2 separate regions of the Homo sapiens genome follow, and region 2 is linked to region 1. A link is a loop called in an ENCODE intact Hi-C map of the cell type or tissue named here. Cell type or tissue: heart left ventricle. All regions are shown on one strand. Links, peaks and the distances in the headings refer to the core of each region. The heading gives the core; the rest is flanking DNA. Region 1 overlaps KCNIP1 (potassium voltage-gated channel interacting protein 1). Region 2 overlaps KCNIP1 (potassium voltage-gated channel interacting protein 1).

Region 1 (8,329 bases), core at 11-8,010:
CTGACATACGCATCGATCTCATGCTAGCCCAGCTGCCTAAGCTCACCACTCTGGGAGACAGACTCTCAGTCCTCATCAGACAGAGATGTAGGGGGCTGTAAGGGACGGGGTGCAGGTAGGGCCTGAGGATTCCGACAAGGTGAGCCATGGGCAGGGGCATTGTTCATGCAGGGACCTCCTGGCCAAGGTCCTACGTCAAGGTTAGAAGGAAAGAGTAAATGATCGGATAGGCTAAGACAGCAACTCAGCAGGCCAAGGGACTCCTCCCCCAGGACCTGCTCCACCCTTAGAGGGGTCCCGGACAGCCAAGCCCTGATGGAGTTGGTCAGCAACCAACCAGCCCTGGGGCCAAGGCCTGCAGAAGCAGAGAGGAGGGGTCTCAGGCAGGCCAGAGGTGCTAGCTGGGATGCCTGGGTCCCCCACCCCACCCCAGCACACTGTCCTTTCTCCAGGTGCTCAGTTAGATTGAGCTGGGTCCCATCTTGGGCCTTTGCTGGTCCCTCCCTAGAAAGTCTGCCCCCTCCCCCTGCAGGGTGGCATCAGCATTCAGGCCTGGCCCTGACGCCCTCCTCTCTGGGCCACCTTCACCTCCACAACCCCGGCACCAGCACCCATCCCCACCACATCCCCAGCACGCAGCATCTAGTAAGGGCACCAAATGCATGCCCAGACATATGAGTGAAATGAATTAACCCTGAACCTGAAAAAGGGCAACCACCACACAAGATTCTCTAGAAACAATGTGAATTGTGCAGAAGGAAATTAACCCTACTCCATCCAGCCCATCCTAAGGCAGGGACTTGGACCTGTTCCTCTTGATGGGGCTGGGGCTGAGGCGGGCAAGGCAGGCAAGTGCTGAACAGTTGGCAACATTGCCCATCCCGTCTCCCTGCACCAGGCTGGGCCTGGGGTGAGGGGGTGGGGGCCGGGGTAGCTGGGCTCCTCCAGCAAAGAGCAGGACTGAGTCCCTGGTGACTATTAGGTAAAAGGTCCCTGACAATTTTGAGGGGCCAGATGCCAACTCGAGGGATACAGAGAAGATCTAGGCACAGTCTTTCCCCACCATGTCAGACAAAAAGGTTAGATACAGGACCTGATATGTTATAAAACTCAATCAATATTTACTTAGTGAATAAATGGACGGATGGATGGATGGATGCATTAGGCAGCCAAGTGGGCAGCACCGATGACTTAATGTACTGAGTGCTCCGACTCCAGCAACATGCATTCATTGTTCCTACTGTGTGCCAGTGAACAAGAGCAATGAACTCAATGACTTCTGCCCAGGGTGGGCCAGGGAACCAGGGAAGACTCTCCAAAAAGGCAGCATTTGGGCTGGGACGTACAGATGAGTAGGGGGTCGAGTGTGTCGTTATGTCGCTGGAGCCCAGAGGCGTCCATCAGGACTTGGGGGAGGGCAGATGAAAGGGCCTTACTGCCTAACTTGGAGCCACTGTATGTTTCAAAACAAAGGAGAGAGAGGATCCTGGGAAAGAGAAAGGGTACTCTAGGCAGAGGATGTGAATGGGCACAGCACAGGTGAGAACATCAAGACCAGGGGTCAGGGAATCTACTGGTAAACAATTGTACCCCAAGGGAGCAATCACAGCCTCTCCATCCACAGGGAAATGCCTGGTGGGGAGGAATGGGAGGAAAGAAACAGATTGCATGACTGTGTCTTGAAGGTCTAATTCCAGAGTACAGCATCACCCCTATCTTCCAGGTCCAGAAACTGAGGCTCAGAGGGAGACTTTCTGATGAGTGCAGCGTGCAGATAAGAGCATCTCCAAAGCTACCTCCTTCCCCAGTCACACCAGGGCATAAGCAACTGATAACAGCTGTCAGCACGGGACAGTGGAGGGAACACTAGGTTAGGAATAAGGGTACGAGGCTTGAGTACAGATTGTCAATGACTCAGTGTGTGAACTTGGTCAGGTGACTCCAACCAGATGACTTCCTTCTCTGAGCTTCTGTTCCCTCCTCTATGAATGGGGACAATCACTCAGCTTCACAAAACAATGGCTGCGAAATTGCCTGGTACAAGAGAGAGAACTTCCAGTGTGTAGGGGCTGTTGTCCTAACTGCCCAGCCCCCTAGATAGGTAGTTATGTCATCTGTGAAATGGGTGTTAGAATTCCTACCTCCCAGGACAGCTGTGGGCAGAAAACCAAAGAATGTGTGTGAGAGCCCAAGCACCATGCCTGGCACATAGTAGGTGCTCAGGAAAGGCTGAGGGTGCAGCTGCTGTCCACACACATGGTACCACTGCCCCAGGAAGGGGCTTCAGGAACCAAGAGCAATTCTGAGCACTGGTGACTGGACTCTGCCATTCTCCATTTCAAACGCTTTTTGAAAGCAGCTCCAGACCCAAGCAGGAGAGCAGGAGGCAAAAGAAACGCAGGGGCTTTCCCGAATGGAATTTTAGAAACACACAGAATTGTCTCCTGCACAGAAGGGAAGCTGTCTTCCACAGCACAGAGCCACCAGGCCCCAGACTGCTGGCTTATGTATTTGTCATTGCTCATCATGAATGGATGCCAGGAAAGTCTCTTTGTGATGGGGGCACAACCCCTCAAATCTCCTCCCCTCCAGATGCCATCCACTGGAGCTGAGACTCCCAGGTCCCCTAGGGCTTCTCTCCCAGGGGCCTCTGGGCTCCCCAAGGCCACGTGCTGCCCCCACTAGAGACCTGGGCCAGTCCTGACCAGGGGAAAGAGTAGCGCCGACAACAGCCCCAGATGGTATGTGCACTGGCACATACTGGCAGCTGCCTTCATGACAGCAAGCCATAGGTCCAAATCCCGCCCCTTCACAGGGACATTCCCAACTGGTCAGGGGTGGACCTCCCCTTCCCGGCTGTCTTTGGTGTCCAGGACGATTTGCCACAGACAGGGGGAGCTAAAGGGGCCCACGCTTGAGGCCGCTCAGCTCTGAGTCCTCGCCGGCCACAGAGGACCTTCGTGCCTGTCCTCTGTCCTCCTGCCCAGTCCCCAGGCCAGGCTCAGCTGGAGTTGGGGAGCAGAAAAACACGCATCTGAATCAAGGCTCTCGGAGCCTTTGCTTCTGCCTCCAAGAGGCGAGGGAAAATGAATACCCAGGCGAGCGAGCAAGAGAGACCCTCAGAAAACCCCAGATGCCCCTGGAATCAAGCCCTGTCCCACCAACGCCACGTGGATTGACAGGCTATTAGTCTTCCTGTAATTAGGATTCTCGCCTCAAATCTTGTATCTTTTTCCCCCAGAAGATTCTCCTCCAGCCTTCACCACTGCCCCCTGGCGCTTCCTTGCAAGGCTTTTGAAGAATCCTTTGCAGAGAAGCAGCCTCCTTTGGCAGGGGCTGCAGAGCACTCTGCCTCCCTAGGCCAGGGCGAACCAACAGAGGCGGGAGATGAGGAGGAGCAGCGCGGCTCTGCTGCGTGGCCCTGGGCAAGCACCACAACCTCTCTGGGCCGTTTGCACATTCTTACCGCCAGGGATGTGGGCGGTAAATGAAAGAGACCAGCACAAACCAGTGTCAGCTCCCTTCCTCGATTCCTAAAATGTGATGCCCAAAGATGGGCCAGCCTCCTGCTGTGCCTTCTCTGGGGGGACATTTAATAAGTGGAAGAGCCCTGGCTCTGAGTCAGGCTAGAATCCCAGTTCTGCACTTAACCAGCTGTGTGACCTCAGGCAAGCAACCTGGCCTCTCTGAACCTGAGTTTCTTCATCTGTAAGTGGGAACGCTAATGCTGTGCTGAGGGTTCCATGGGACAACCATGTAAAAGCACCCAGCACGCACCCAGCAGGCAGCAGGTCCTGCACAGCGTTCCCTCGCGTGGGGGTGGGTTGGGGCTTGAGCACGGGTTGAACCTGGAAGAGGCCATTTCCCTCCCTTCTCCCCGAGGAATAATTGTGAATTCCTGGGTCTCAGAGGAAACATCCGCTTTGGTGGTCAGAAAGGACATCCTCCTTTGAGCAGGGGGAGAGCAGAGGGAAGGGGGTTGCGAGGGTCACGCCTTCCCCAGGCATTCTCGGGGTCTCTCCAGCAAGGATGGAGGCGGCCAGGGGCTTGGGCGGTGTGGGGCGCCACCTGGCGTCCAGAAGAGGTAAGACAGGCGGAGCGGGACCCTCCGAAGTGGGAGGAGGACGCTGGTCAGGGGAGGAGGGGACCGCGAGAGCGAGAGCGGACATTCTACCAAACACATGGACAACACAGAAGATGAGGAAAATGAGCAGGGCAGCTAGTCATAGGAGCAAATTTTAAAAATTAAGTGACTGAGGTAGTCAGGGGGCCTCACTGAGAAGTGGCTTGGAGTAAGACCTGAAGTTGGGGACTGGATATGCAGATGTCTGGGAGGAGAGCTTTTCAGGAAGAAGAATCAGCCAGTGCAGAGGCCTATGGCAGACCCAAGCAGGAGGCAAAAGAAACGCAGAGGCTTTCCAGGATGGAAAATGAAGAATCAGCCAGTGCAGAGGAATGTGCCTGGATGTGTTCCAGGAATGTTTCAGAATGAGCTAAAAGGCCAGGGACAGAGAACTAAGAGGAGAGGAGAGGTCAGAGAGATGGCGGTGGGCGGAAGGAGGGGGCGGGGCGGAGGAGGGGGCGAGGGGGCGGGGGGGCGGAGGGGGGGACGGAGGGGGGGGCGGGGGGCGGGGCGGAGGGGGGATGGGGCGGGGCGGGGTGTGGCTGTGCGTCTGGATAAGGGTTGTGGCTTTTATGCTGCACGAGAAGGAGAGCCATTGGAGAGCTTGGGGCAGAAACAAGAGCTGATGACATTTTAATCCCTCTGGCTGCTGTGCTGGGGTAGACTGTCAGGGCCAAGGGCAGAGTGTGAAAAGCGCCCAAGAGGCTTCTACAAGAATCTAGTGGGAGATGCTGCGGCTCTGGCCAGGTTAGTGGCAGTGCCAGTGGTGAGAGGGATGTGGTTCTGCGGGTGTTGTGAAAATGGAGCCAGCGGGATTTGTTGACAGACCAAAGTTGAGGTGAGACAGAGACTCCGGAATGACTGCAGGGTTATTGGTCTGAGCAGGGTTATTGGTCTGAGCAGATAACCAGATGGAGTCACCACTAACTTAGATGGAGAAGGCTGGTAGAGTGAGGAAATATCGGGAACTTATGTTCGGACTTGTTAAGTTTGAGATGGCTGGGAGATATCTAAGTGGAGAGGGCAAGGAATAAAATGCTTCCTAAACTCCAGCATCCATTCAGTCCCCTGGAGAGCTTGTTAAACCGGATGGATGGGTGCCACGCCCACCCCTGCACCCCTGAGTTGCAATAGGCCCAAAATGATTCAATAGGCCCAACATGGGGCCCAAGGTTCTACATTTCCAACAGCTTCCCAAGTGATGCCAATGCTGCCAGACTGAGAACCACACTTCGAGTAGCACCAAAGTAGGCAACTGGATGTTTGAGGCTGGCATTCAAAAGAGAGATCCTGGCAAGAGATAGAATTTTGGAGTCATTGGCACGGAAATCCACAAAACGACATGAGCTCTCCCAGGGAGTGTGTGTGTGTAAAGAGGGAAGAAAAGAGCATTGAGTCCCGAGCCCCAGGCTCTTCAATGGTAAGAGGTTGGCAGATTAGGAAGGACCAGCAAAGACTGGGATGGGAAACCACTGAAGCAAGAGGAAGGCCAGGCAGATGTGTCCTGAAAGCCAAAAAGAGAAAGGTCATCATTAATATGATACATTTTGCAATTTGTTTATATGTAAGAGGAGATTAATAGCTCATAGCATTCCCAGGCATTGCTGTTAGGAATTGCAGCTCCAGGCTGGCAACCCTTAAATCACAAACTAGATTGTCAAGAGGACTGCCTGGAATTCCAGCTCTGTAAGTAATATGCTGTGTGGCCTCAGCCAGGTCACTTCACCTCTCTGGGCTTCTCTTGCTTCCATATATAAATGTAATAAGAAAATCTTTTATTTATTATTTATTTATTTATTTTTGAGACAGAGACTCGCTTTGTCACCCAGGCTGGAGGGCAGTGGTGCGATCTCCACTCACCGCAATCTCCGCCTTCCGGGCTAAGGCAATTCTTGTGCCTCAACCTCCTGACTAGCTGAAATTACAGGCACCCACCACCACACCCAGCTAATTTTTGTATTTTTAGTAGAGACGGGGTTTCATCTTGTTGGCCAGGCTTGTCTCAAACACCTGACCTCAAGTGATCTGCCTGCCTCGGCCTCCCAAAGTGTTGAGATTACAGGAGTGAGCCATCACGCCCGGCCAAGAAGACCTTTTAAAGTAGATGTTCTAAGAGTCTCTTTCAGTTCTGAATCTCTTTGTTATCTTACATGTTACCCCCTCAGAGATGCCTTCCCTCACTCCCCTGTCCAAGGTAGCTCTCCACCCAAGTCAGCAGTCATCACAGAACCATCACAACCTGAAGCCCTGTGCATGTTGCTGTTTATTTCCTGTTTACATCACAACCTGAAGCCCTGTGCATGTAGCTGTATACTAACCCTAGAGTTAGTATAGCTTAGTTAAACTTTCATTTATTGCTAAAGGTTTATCACTGCTGTCTCTATCAGCCTCCCTGCACTGTAAGGGACAAGGGGGCAGGTCCAGTTTCTGTCTTGTTTCAGGTTTTGTCTCCAGCCAAGATAAGTATCTTTGCAAGGCTCTGTTTTTATTCTGAAAGGAAATTAGGAGCTATTGGAGGGTATGGAGTGGAAGGGGACAGTCTTCTGCCTTGGATGTATAAAAGGGATGCTGGGCCACGCTGATGGGCTAGACCATGGCAGGCAGAGAAAACAGGCAGGAGGCCAGGCAGGGGCTGCCAGTGCCCAGACACAGGCCGGGAGGTGCAGGTGGCAGTGGCAGGCAGTGGCCAGGCCCTGGGTATATTTTGAAGGTCAAGCCAACAGGACTTGCCAGTGGGCTGGGTATGGGCATGAGACAGGCAAGTTCTCCCAGATGTGACTCCGATGTGACATTTTGGAGACTCCCTCAACACCCACCTGGGGAAGACAGACCAGTTGGGAGGAAATATCTGGAGTCTCATTTTATTAATTCTGAGAGTTTGTTGTATTAGACAGTGAAGCGGAAATGTCAGGAAGTCAGCTGGAAATAGGAGTCTGGAGTTGGGGGGAAAGCCTAGCCAGAGACAGGAATTGTGGCGTCATTGGCGTAGAGACAGCGTTTAAAGCTGTGACGCTAGATGGGTTCACCAGGGGAATGAGAGTCGAAAGAGAAGAGCAGAGCAGAGCTGAGCCCTGAGGGGGGCAGAAAGGCACACAGGGACAGTGGAGGCAGGAGGCAGAAGGCAGAGGGTGGCGGGCCAACAGCTCTGAAGGTCAGTGCTCTATCACAGGGGGGTGGCCGAGGAGGGGCCCGAGGCTGGAACCAGGAGGCACTATCCCAGGCCTGCCTTCTCATGCCAGCAGCAGTGATCTATCCTCAAGGAGAATATTGATTGAGCACCTACTGCATGCAGAGACCTCATCAATGGCTCAATCAATATGACACGGCCACGCTTCCTGATCCGAGCCCTCTGAGCAGGTATTTTCCATCCTGGACTTATCCCTGTTTCTCAGGAGAGGGATGGACCCAAGAGACAAATAGTTCCCCCAAGATCGCACAGCAAGCCAGTGTAAAACAAGCATAGAAACCAGCTTTTAGGGGGCTCAAGGTGGGGGTCAGAAAATGAGGTGAGAGCAAGCATTTACTGAGCACCTCCTGTAAATATCTCCTACATACGAAGTGCTCTACCCACATTACTGACCACCCAATAAAGGCAGGTCCTGTAATTCCCAATTTGCAGATGGATAAGCAGAGGCTTAGGGGTGTGAAACAACCTCCTCAAGGTCATGGCTTCTAAGTGGTGGAGCCAGGCCTGCAAACCAGGCTGTCTGAATCCAAAATCCACCTCCAAGTCCACAGTGGGTTGGCCCCACCCCCAACCCATCCCCATCACCAACAGGACGGTGGTCAGAGTCCACTGAATGAAAGCATGCGTGCATTCAAAATAGACAGCCAATCAGCAGCCTTCCATCAGAAATGTCATCTTTATGACAACAGCATCGATTCCAGGCGTACCCTGCATATGTGAACCAAGGGGGATGGTGGATTGTCCTTTCCAAGCACTTCCCAGCCCCTTAGAGTCCCACAGGCCCAGAACCACGGCCCTTGACACCCTCTACCCACCCCTGCTCCCCCTTCTCCTCAGACCCCGAGTGTCTGGCCAGGCTTTCTCACTGGGAAGTGGCCACTCCATCCAAATGACCACCGCACCCCTCCTCACCAGCTTCCCTGCTTCTGCCCTGGCCCCCACTCTTTGAGTCCATTCTTCAACCAGCAGACAAAGGGGTGCTGTACACGCCTCTGCACAGAACCCCTCCAATGCCTTCT
Region 2 (8,329 bases), core at 159-8,158, 100 kb after region 1:
GTGAGGTCCTGAAAGACAAGGAAACAAAGAAACTCAGGCTGGGCATGGTGGCTCATGCCTATAATCCCAGCACTTTGGGAGGCAGAGGCAGGAAGATCACTTGAGTCCAAGAGTTTGAGACCAGCCTGGGCAACATGGCAAAACCCCATCTCTACAAAAAATTAGCCAGGTGTGGTGGCACTTGCCTGTAGTCCCAGCTACTTGAGAGGCTGAGGCGGGAGGATCACTTGAACCCGGGAGGTCGAGGCTGCAGTGACGGGGATTGTGCCACTGCACTCCAGCCTGGGTGACAGAGCAAGAACCTGTCTCAAAAAAAAAAAAAAAGAAAAAAGAAAAAAAGAATGAGAAACTCATACAGATTAGAAGAGACTAAGGAGACACAACAAATAAATGCAATGTAGAATCATTGAAGGGAAAAAAATATTAGTTGAAAAGCTGAGATCCCGCCACTGCACTCCAGCCTGGGCCACAGAGCGAGACTCCGTCTCAAAAAAAAAAAAAAAAAAAAAAAAAAAAAAGAAAAGCTGATAAAATTTGAATAAGCCCTGTAGTTTAGTTAATAATAGTGAAGCCATGTTAATTTCCTGGGTTTGGTCATTGTGCTCTGGTTATGCAAGTTGTTAACATTAGAGGAGACTGAGTGAAAGGTATGCATGAACTCTCTGTACTAATTTTGTAAATTTTCTGTAAGTCTAAAATTATTCATAATATGCAAAAATTAAACAAAAAATAAAATAAAATAAGCACATGGAATGAGACTGTCCCCTGGGTCTCTGTAGAAACCAGGTCAAACATCCCAAATGCTCTTTTACCCCCATTCTGAGTTGGGCCAGAATGGTCAGAATAATGGTTCCCAATGTACCTTGATAAACACGGAAACTCTCAGGACCGAGTCCTAAGGTTCTCTGATTCAATAGGTTTGGAGTGGACTTGAGAACTGATCTTTTTAATAAGGGCCTCAGTCTGTGGAACTATTGGCCTCATGTGCCCTGTGGATAATCTTGGCTGTTGGTTCATTTTTCTTAACTGAAAACAGTGGCAGAAACTATGGGGATTTTTAAATCTCTAGGCTAGAACATTAACTTTTTAAAAATTCAGAATAGTATTTTATTTGCCTCAAGCCTGTGAATGGGGATCCCACAAATCACCCCCCACTGAAGACAATGCCCATAACAAGGTAACCTACCCATGAGCTTCTGAGGGATTTAGGAATTGTCTACCATCTCCTCTCTAAGAAGGGCTCCCACAATATATCCCCTTCTGCTTGCTTCTAACTCCCTATCACCTGCTAAAGAAGGACCTCACCTTTTAATCACTTTCATTGCCAAGGGGCACAAGGAGCCCCAAACTCTGTCACCTAGGAAGAGCTTGACCTCATGGTTTCCACACTGTGTGCTTTTATGTCCCTGCTCCAGGAGATGATGGACATTGTCAAAGCCATCTATGACATGATGGGGAAATACACATATCCTGTGCTCAAAGAGGACACTCCAAGGCAGCATGTGGACGTCTTCTTCCAGGTAAGTGCACACACCCTGCACATGAGCTGTAAGCCCAGCCTAGATCAAGTCAACCCACGAGCATCTGAGCAAATGATTTGTGTCCAACCCTGTACTAAGCATGGTTGGTAACAGAAAAGAATTATAAGATACATTGTCCTCAAGAAACAGATGATCTCCTTAAGCTGCAAGTGTACATGACAGAAGAGAACAAGAAAGTATATTATTAAACGCTAGTGGTATAGTATGAACTCTAAATCCATAAAAATTTGGGGATCAGGGTAAACACGAAAGACTTCATTAATTACAACTGTGGAGGTGTTAAGCATTTGTGTCTGGGAAGTAAGGGGAAATAAGATTGGAAACTAGGATAGGGCCAGATTATGAGACCTTTAAATGGAAGAGTTTGGCCTTGCTCTGGTACAGGATGGGCAGCTAGTGCTGATCCTTGACTAAGGGAGTGGTATAATCATTGGGGCATTTTAGGAAAAAATTAATCTAGCGGTGGAGTATCAGAGAATATCAAGAGTTCACTCTAGTTCAACCTCCCACTTTGCAGATGGGAAAAGAGAGTCCTCTCTGGCCTTGTGCAAGTTTGTACAGCAAGTAACAGGCCAGAATCAGAACCTCTTTTGCCCAGTGTTCTGCCAGATGGACAGGGTAGCAGGGAGTCTACAGAAGAAGCAGAATAAGCCAGCAGTGAGGTGATGAGTGTCCAGAGCAAGTCTTTTGATTTAAGGAAGCTCATGGGGCTCAAAGTGTTGTAATCAGGACCTAATTGGAGTTGTCTGGCCAGTGAAAGACAACTCTCATTCTCAGGGCAAAGTTGGTTAATGAAATGAATGAAATGAGCTCCAGCTCGTTACTCTGAGCTCCAGCAAGAAAGCAGGGGAGTAAGCTTTGGAATGGAGATCACCAGATTCTGTAAAGTGCTTTCTGTTATGTCTTTCAGAAAATGGACAAAAATAAAGATGGCATCGTAACTTTAGATGAATTTCTTGAATCATGTCAGGAGGTAAGGAGAGATCTCAGGGCACAATAACTCTACATCTGGGAAAGGAAACCTGGGGCCTGGGGACCTGCAGAAGGAAGGTGATGAGAAACCTGCACATACCTGCAACCCCTCCCATCAGAGCCAACAACACCAGCAACAACTGTGAAGTCCACAGTTCCACTCCTCAACCTGACCTGCAGTTGGTCTTGGCTAAGCACAAGACTGAACAGAGAGCCTAAGTAGGGGTCTGGGGGCATGTGAAAACTCAGAGGGGGTCTCTGTGAAAATAGACTTCCCGAGAGGGCAACACCATTATTTTTTAGCCTGCCTCTGGCTTGATGACCCATTTCCCAGACTACAAGGAAGCAGCTGGGGGGAAAAAAACCTACAATTGTGTGATTCTCAAACCACAGTGTGCATAAAAATTGCCTGGAATGATTCTGAAAATGCATATTTCCAGGCCTCAATCCCAGAGACTCTAGATCTGGGTCACTTTAACACAAATGTCCTGGACCAATGCTTCTAACACTTTAATGTGTGAAACAATATCCTTGATGATTTTGTTAAAATGCAGATTCTAATTCCATAGGTCTGGGGTAGGGCCTGAGATGTTACTTTTCTCACATTCTCCCCAGTCACACTGGTGATGCTGATCCTGGGAACACAACTTTCATTAAGTCTAACCAATAGACCAGCCCCAGAGTCCACCAGAGACTGAACTGGAAATAATTGCTTCATCTACTTTTGAGAAATCCATTTGTACCCCCACATTATTTTAGAAATGTTCAGAGTTACTCTGAGCTCCAGCCAAGAAGAATAGCAAATGTAAGAAAGCCGGGGAGAAGTTCCTAGCAGATACTGAGCCCCCATCAAGTTTCAAGCACATACATAAACATCACAGCCACCCTGTTATGTAGATGTCCTATGTGCAGGGTGATATCCAAGATATTTAACAACTAGAATGGAATGAACACTGACCCCCTTGGGGGTGAGTTCTCACTGTTAATTCCCTTGAGAGCTGGTTGTAAAACAGCCTGGCACCTTCCCCACCTCCAACCTTGATTCCTCTCCCACCATGGGATCTCTGCACACCCAGCTTCCCTTCACATTCCACTGTGAGTGGAAGCAGCCTGAAACCCTCACCAGATGCAGATGCCCAGCTGAACTTTCCAGCTGCCAGAATAATGAGCCAAATAAGCCTATACTGACATTAACCTTTTCATTTCTGATATTGATAATTTGAAAAGCAGTCTTAATAAGCATTTATCTACTTTATTGATTTTTTTGAAAGAGAGCGCTTTGGGGGGTTTTCTTACTGTATGTCTCTATTGCATGTTCTGTATTTTACATTTTTCTATTATTTCTTCTCTGAGGTATAGTATTGAATGTAGAAAAATCCTCAAATGTTCGGTATTAAGCAATACACTTCTAATTCATGGTTCAGAGAAGAAAATATCTCGAATAAAAATAAAATAAAAATATGACTTATCAAAATTTGTAGGATCTAAAGCAGTATTCCAGGAATGCAAGGTTGGTTTAACATTCAATAATTGGTCAGTGTAATTAATCACATTAATAGAATAAAAAGAGAAAAAATATAATCATTTCAGTGGATGTAATTGTTCAGAGCTTCTTAAAAGAAGCAACTCACTATTTTACTAGATGATTTGTTTCTTCTGAATTCCTCTTTAAGGCTACAGGTGGTGCTTCTTACTTTGAACTGATCACTTTCTAGGTCCCCACCCTTACTTCTTGTTTTTCATACCCTTGTAGAGTTTTCTCCATATAGGAAACCCATGCTTGACATTTGCTCACCAGAGTTACAGAGCTCTCAGGGAGGAGACTCAGAGTTCTAACCCTCTTGCCCTCCTTTTTTCCCAGGACGACAACATCATGAGGTCTCTCCAGCTGTTTCAAAATGTCATGTAACTGGTGACACTCAGCCATTCAGCTCTCAGAGACATTGTACTAAACAACCACCTTAACACCCTGATCTGCCCTTGTTCTGATTTTACACACCAACTCTTGGGACAGAAACACCTTTTACACTTTGGAAGAATTCTCTGCTGAAGACTTTCTATGGAACCCAGCATCATGTGGCTCAGTCTCTGATTGCCAACTCTTCCTCTTTCTTCTTCTTGAGAGAGACAAGATGAAATTTGAGTTTGTTTTGGAAGCATGCTCATCTCCTCACACTGCTGCCCTATGGAAGGTCCCTCTGCTTAAGCTTAAACAGTAGTGCACAAAATATGCTGCTTACGTGCCCCCAGCCCACTGCCTCCAAGTCAGGCAGACCTTGGTGAATCTGGAAGCAAGAGGACCTGAGCCAGATGCACACCATCTCTGATGGCCTCCCAAACCAATGTGCCTGTTTCTCTTCCTTTGGTGGGAAGAATGAGAGTTATCCAGAACAATTAGGATCTGTCATGACCAGATTGGGAGAGCCAGCACCTAACATATGTGGGATAGGACTGAATTATTAAGCATGATATTGTCTGATGACCCAAACTGCCCATGTCATTTGTTTCCAGAAACGAGGACCAATAATTCTCTCACACTGGCATTTGTGCTGGTAGTACAAGTCCTTTAATATGTCCAGGAAGGGAGCCATTGCCCAGTGGTCCATATCTCCACCACATCCCCTGCTTGAGCCCAGCGCTGCATGTCCCTCCCAAGAAGTCCAGAATGCCTGCAAATTGCTGTAATTTTATACCATGTTCTAACCAATAAACAGAACTATTTCTTACACTCTCAATCACTTCTTCATGACTCCGTTAGGTAAGAGAGGTAAGCTGTGAAAAGGGAAGGCTAGTCCATTCATTTGACACCCAATTATTAGTGCAGTTGTCCCTCCATATGTGTGAAGGATCAGTCCCAGGACTCTCCATACCAAAATCTGCAGATACTCAAGTCCCACAGCTAGCCCTGAGGGACTCGTGTTTTCAGAAAATTTGGCCTCCATATATGCAGGTTTCACATCCTATAAATACTGCATTTTCTATCACTTTTGGTTGAAAACAATCTGCATGTAAGTGGACCCAATAAGTTTAAACTCATGTTGTTGGAGGGTCAACTGTACTTACGTTGTGCCAGGCCTGTGCCAGGCAATGACTTCATCCTCCCCAGCCCCCAAGCCTTCCCCAGCAAACATCCAATCCAAATGCAAATACTGTGACCAAATGCAAATGCAACTTCGAGACAAGACCCTTCACAACACTTTGCTTCCAACAAGATTGCCACTTCTAAGACCCTCTGATATGGAAAGCCTGGAGCCCCTGTGGTGTGAGTGGGAGTGCAGAGATAAAGAGGATGACGGGGCCTCCTGCTGAGAGATTTTAGGCTCTAGAGGACCATCAAGCGGCTTCAGCCTATAACCAGCAAATGATTACTCATGTTGAACACTGTGGGTCTTAGTTTCCCCATTTGACATCACATTTGAAAGACTAAAAGCTAACAGTAGCATTCTTGGAAGGAAAACAATTTACTGAAACCCTATTTTGTGCCAGGTGCTGCACTAGGGGCTTTATATACATTATCTTATTTCATGCTCATGTGGAGCATTCCAGATGGTAGAGTCCTGGTTGTACTGATGAGGTTGCTGAAGCTCAGAGAGGTAAGGGGGACCTGCGTAAGGTAGCACAGCTGATAGGGACTCCATAGGGAGGCTAAACTCTTCTCGCTCTATCATAGACCCTTCCTACAAGGGGATTTTGCCTCACCCCAAGGATGAGGATACTTCCCACTAATCTCATTCATCTGAAGTCAGTTCAGAGAGGCATTGGTGTTCTTTGAGTCTGTGTAACAGATGGAGAAACAGATGCAGAGAAGGGGAATATCTCAGGCAGCCACAGTCACCGGCAGGGGGAGGCCACAAAAACATCTCCTGCATTCATGACACATCCCACTCAGATGGCCATTGGCTGCTGCCTCTTATGGTTGGAAATTGTAAGTGTGATGATGAGAATTTGTTGGATAGTTCAGACCTGTTCCTCTGGGCTTCCTGCATGTAGCCATGTGGTTCCCTAAGGCTTCTGGGCATGTGGCTGGTCCCCAGCAAAGCATCTACTTAGGCCCAAGAGAGGATCTGTCCTAGAGACTCTTCCCATATGGGGTCCTAACCTGCATCTTGAGGCTTTATGATGTCTAGGCCAGTGTTCCCTGCCCTGGCTGCACATCAGAATCACCTGGGAACTTTGAAAAATGTGAACATCTGGATGCCACAGCAGACCAACTGAAGGAACATCCCTGAAGGTGGGACCTGGGCCTCAGAATTCTTTAGAGGCCACCCAGGTGGGTGTACTGGGCACACAGGGCTAAGGTGGAGAACTGACACATCTAGAGCTGCGAATGAAGCGCGTGGTCTGAGCCATCCCCCTGGCCACAAGGATCAATTCAGGGATAGGCTTGAGACCCACGCTGGTTCAAACAGCATGAATCTCCAAACTAGTGCTGGGAATGATGAGACAAAGATGTTCTCCCTCACCAGACATGAATGAGAGCGCACATAGCCCTAAGACATGCCAGTAACTATTTAGGAATTCTGAGAGTTTATCTAATAATCAGAGGGTTAATAAGCCAGAGATCACATAAGGCAAGGCAGAGAGATGAAAAAAAAAAAAAAGCAAGCAGAAACGAGCCTTTGATAATATCATTGATCTGCTAGATCAAGCTGCTTCTGAAGCTGGACATACCTCTGACCTTTTCAGGTGCCTGTGTCAGGTGCCTATATAAGGTCTAGGTCAGGCCGGGCACGGTGGCTCATGCCTGTAATTCCAAATTTTTGGGAGGCCGAGGCTGGCGGATCACCTGAAGTCGGGAGTCCGAGACCAGCCTGACCAATGTGGAGAAACCCCATCTCTACTAAAAAATACAAAAATTAGCCAGGCGTGGTGGCGAGTGCCTGTAATCCCAGCTACTCGGGAGGCTGAGGCAGGAGAATCGCTTGAACCCGGGAGGTGGAGGTTGCGGTGACCCAAGATCACACCATTGCACTCCAGCCCGGGCAACAAGAGCAAAACTCTGTCTCAAAAAAAAAAAAAAAAAAAAAAATCTAGGTCAGTGGCTGCCTTCCTTCCCCGCTGGCTGCATGTCAGAATCACCTGGGGAGCAGAGGAGGGGAATGTTTTTGAAGTGCCAAATGCCTGGGCCTTATCCCAAATGAATTGCATCAGAATATCTGGAGGTGAGGCCCTGAGGATCAGTATGCTGTAAAGGCTCACCAGGTGATTCCAATGCACACCTATGGCTGCAAACCCCTGCTCTAGAGCAGAGGAAGTACTGGTACCCCTCTCCCTGTGTTAGCCAGACCACAAGTAAGACACCAGCATCAGCCCTGGGCACTTAAAACTGAGAGGAAAATCAGCAGCTTAGATATTCAGAGAGAATTCATTGTGGATGGAAGTTTTAAAAGTAGTCCTCAGATGGATAAACAACAGAAAGGGAGATGGTTGTCCTAATGAAGAGCAGGGAAAGGACACGTTGCAGCAATGAGAGCGTATTGGCCTCATCTCCCACTTGTCTTCTTGGAGGGATCCTGCTCCTCTTGAACCATCCAACAAATTCTCACCATCACGCCTGCTGATGGGGACTCAACTGTGCAGCAGGTGCTATGGACACTTTGCCCAATCCCCTTGGTACTCACCATCACCCTGCAGGTAGACTCAACTGCTGCCAAGTGCAATCACCCGAGAGTTTTTGTCTGTGACTCTAACCATCACAGAGTGTGTCCATGACAGCCCGCTATGTTTTGGGTATTTGAGTCTCTAAGCCTCATGTTGACATTTATGTCCAATGTTGAAAGGGGGCCTAAGATAAGGTGTTTGGGTCATGGGGGCAG

Evidence for each region. Peaks named below come from ENCODE experiments on the same cell type or tissue, not always from the same donor. Only the 100,000 strongest peaks of a DNase experiment are listed, where the experiment ranks them.
Region 2: a loop joins it to region 1, with 2.2 times the contacts of the local background. A loop is called at or near these places in 22 of 110 quality-filtered maps.

Annotation. Positions count from the first base shown.
Region 1 is chr5:170,629,123-170,637,451 of GRCh38, forward strand. The region is part of intron 1 of KCNIP1 (potassium voltage-gated channel interacting protein 1); the gene reads left to right. Among named protein-coding and RNA genes, the nearest start is that of KCNIP1-AS1, 48 kb to the right of the region's middle. RefSeq lists enhancers at 3,632-4,213, 3,988-4,167, 6,983-7,732. In heart left ventricle, for the core only: CTCF peaks have their summits at 2,885, 4,076 (motif pointing left) and 4,276; a DNase peak (open chromatin) is centred at 4,069; H3K4me3 peaks cover 1,421 bases; H3K27ac peaks cover 1,320 bases.
Region 2 is chr5:170,731,385-170,739,713 of GRCh38, forward strand. It overlaps KCNIP1 (potassium voltage-gated channel interacting protein 1), which reads left to right. Exons shown (of 8, transcript NM_014592.4): 6 at 1,416-1,520; 7 at 2,452-2,514; 8 at 4,375-5,248. The coding sequence ends at 4,422. Among named protein-coding and RNA genes, the nearest start is that of GABRP, 48 kb to the right of the region's middle. In heart left ventricle, for the core only: no CTCF peak of the experiment used is centred there; no DNase peak of the experiment used is centred there.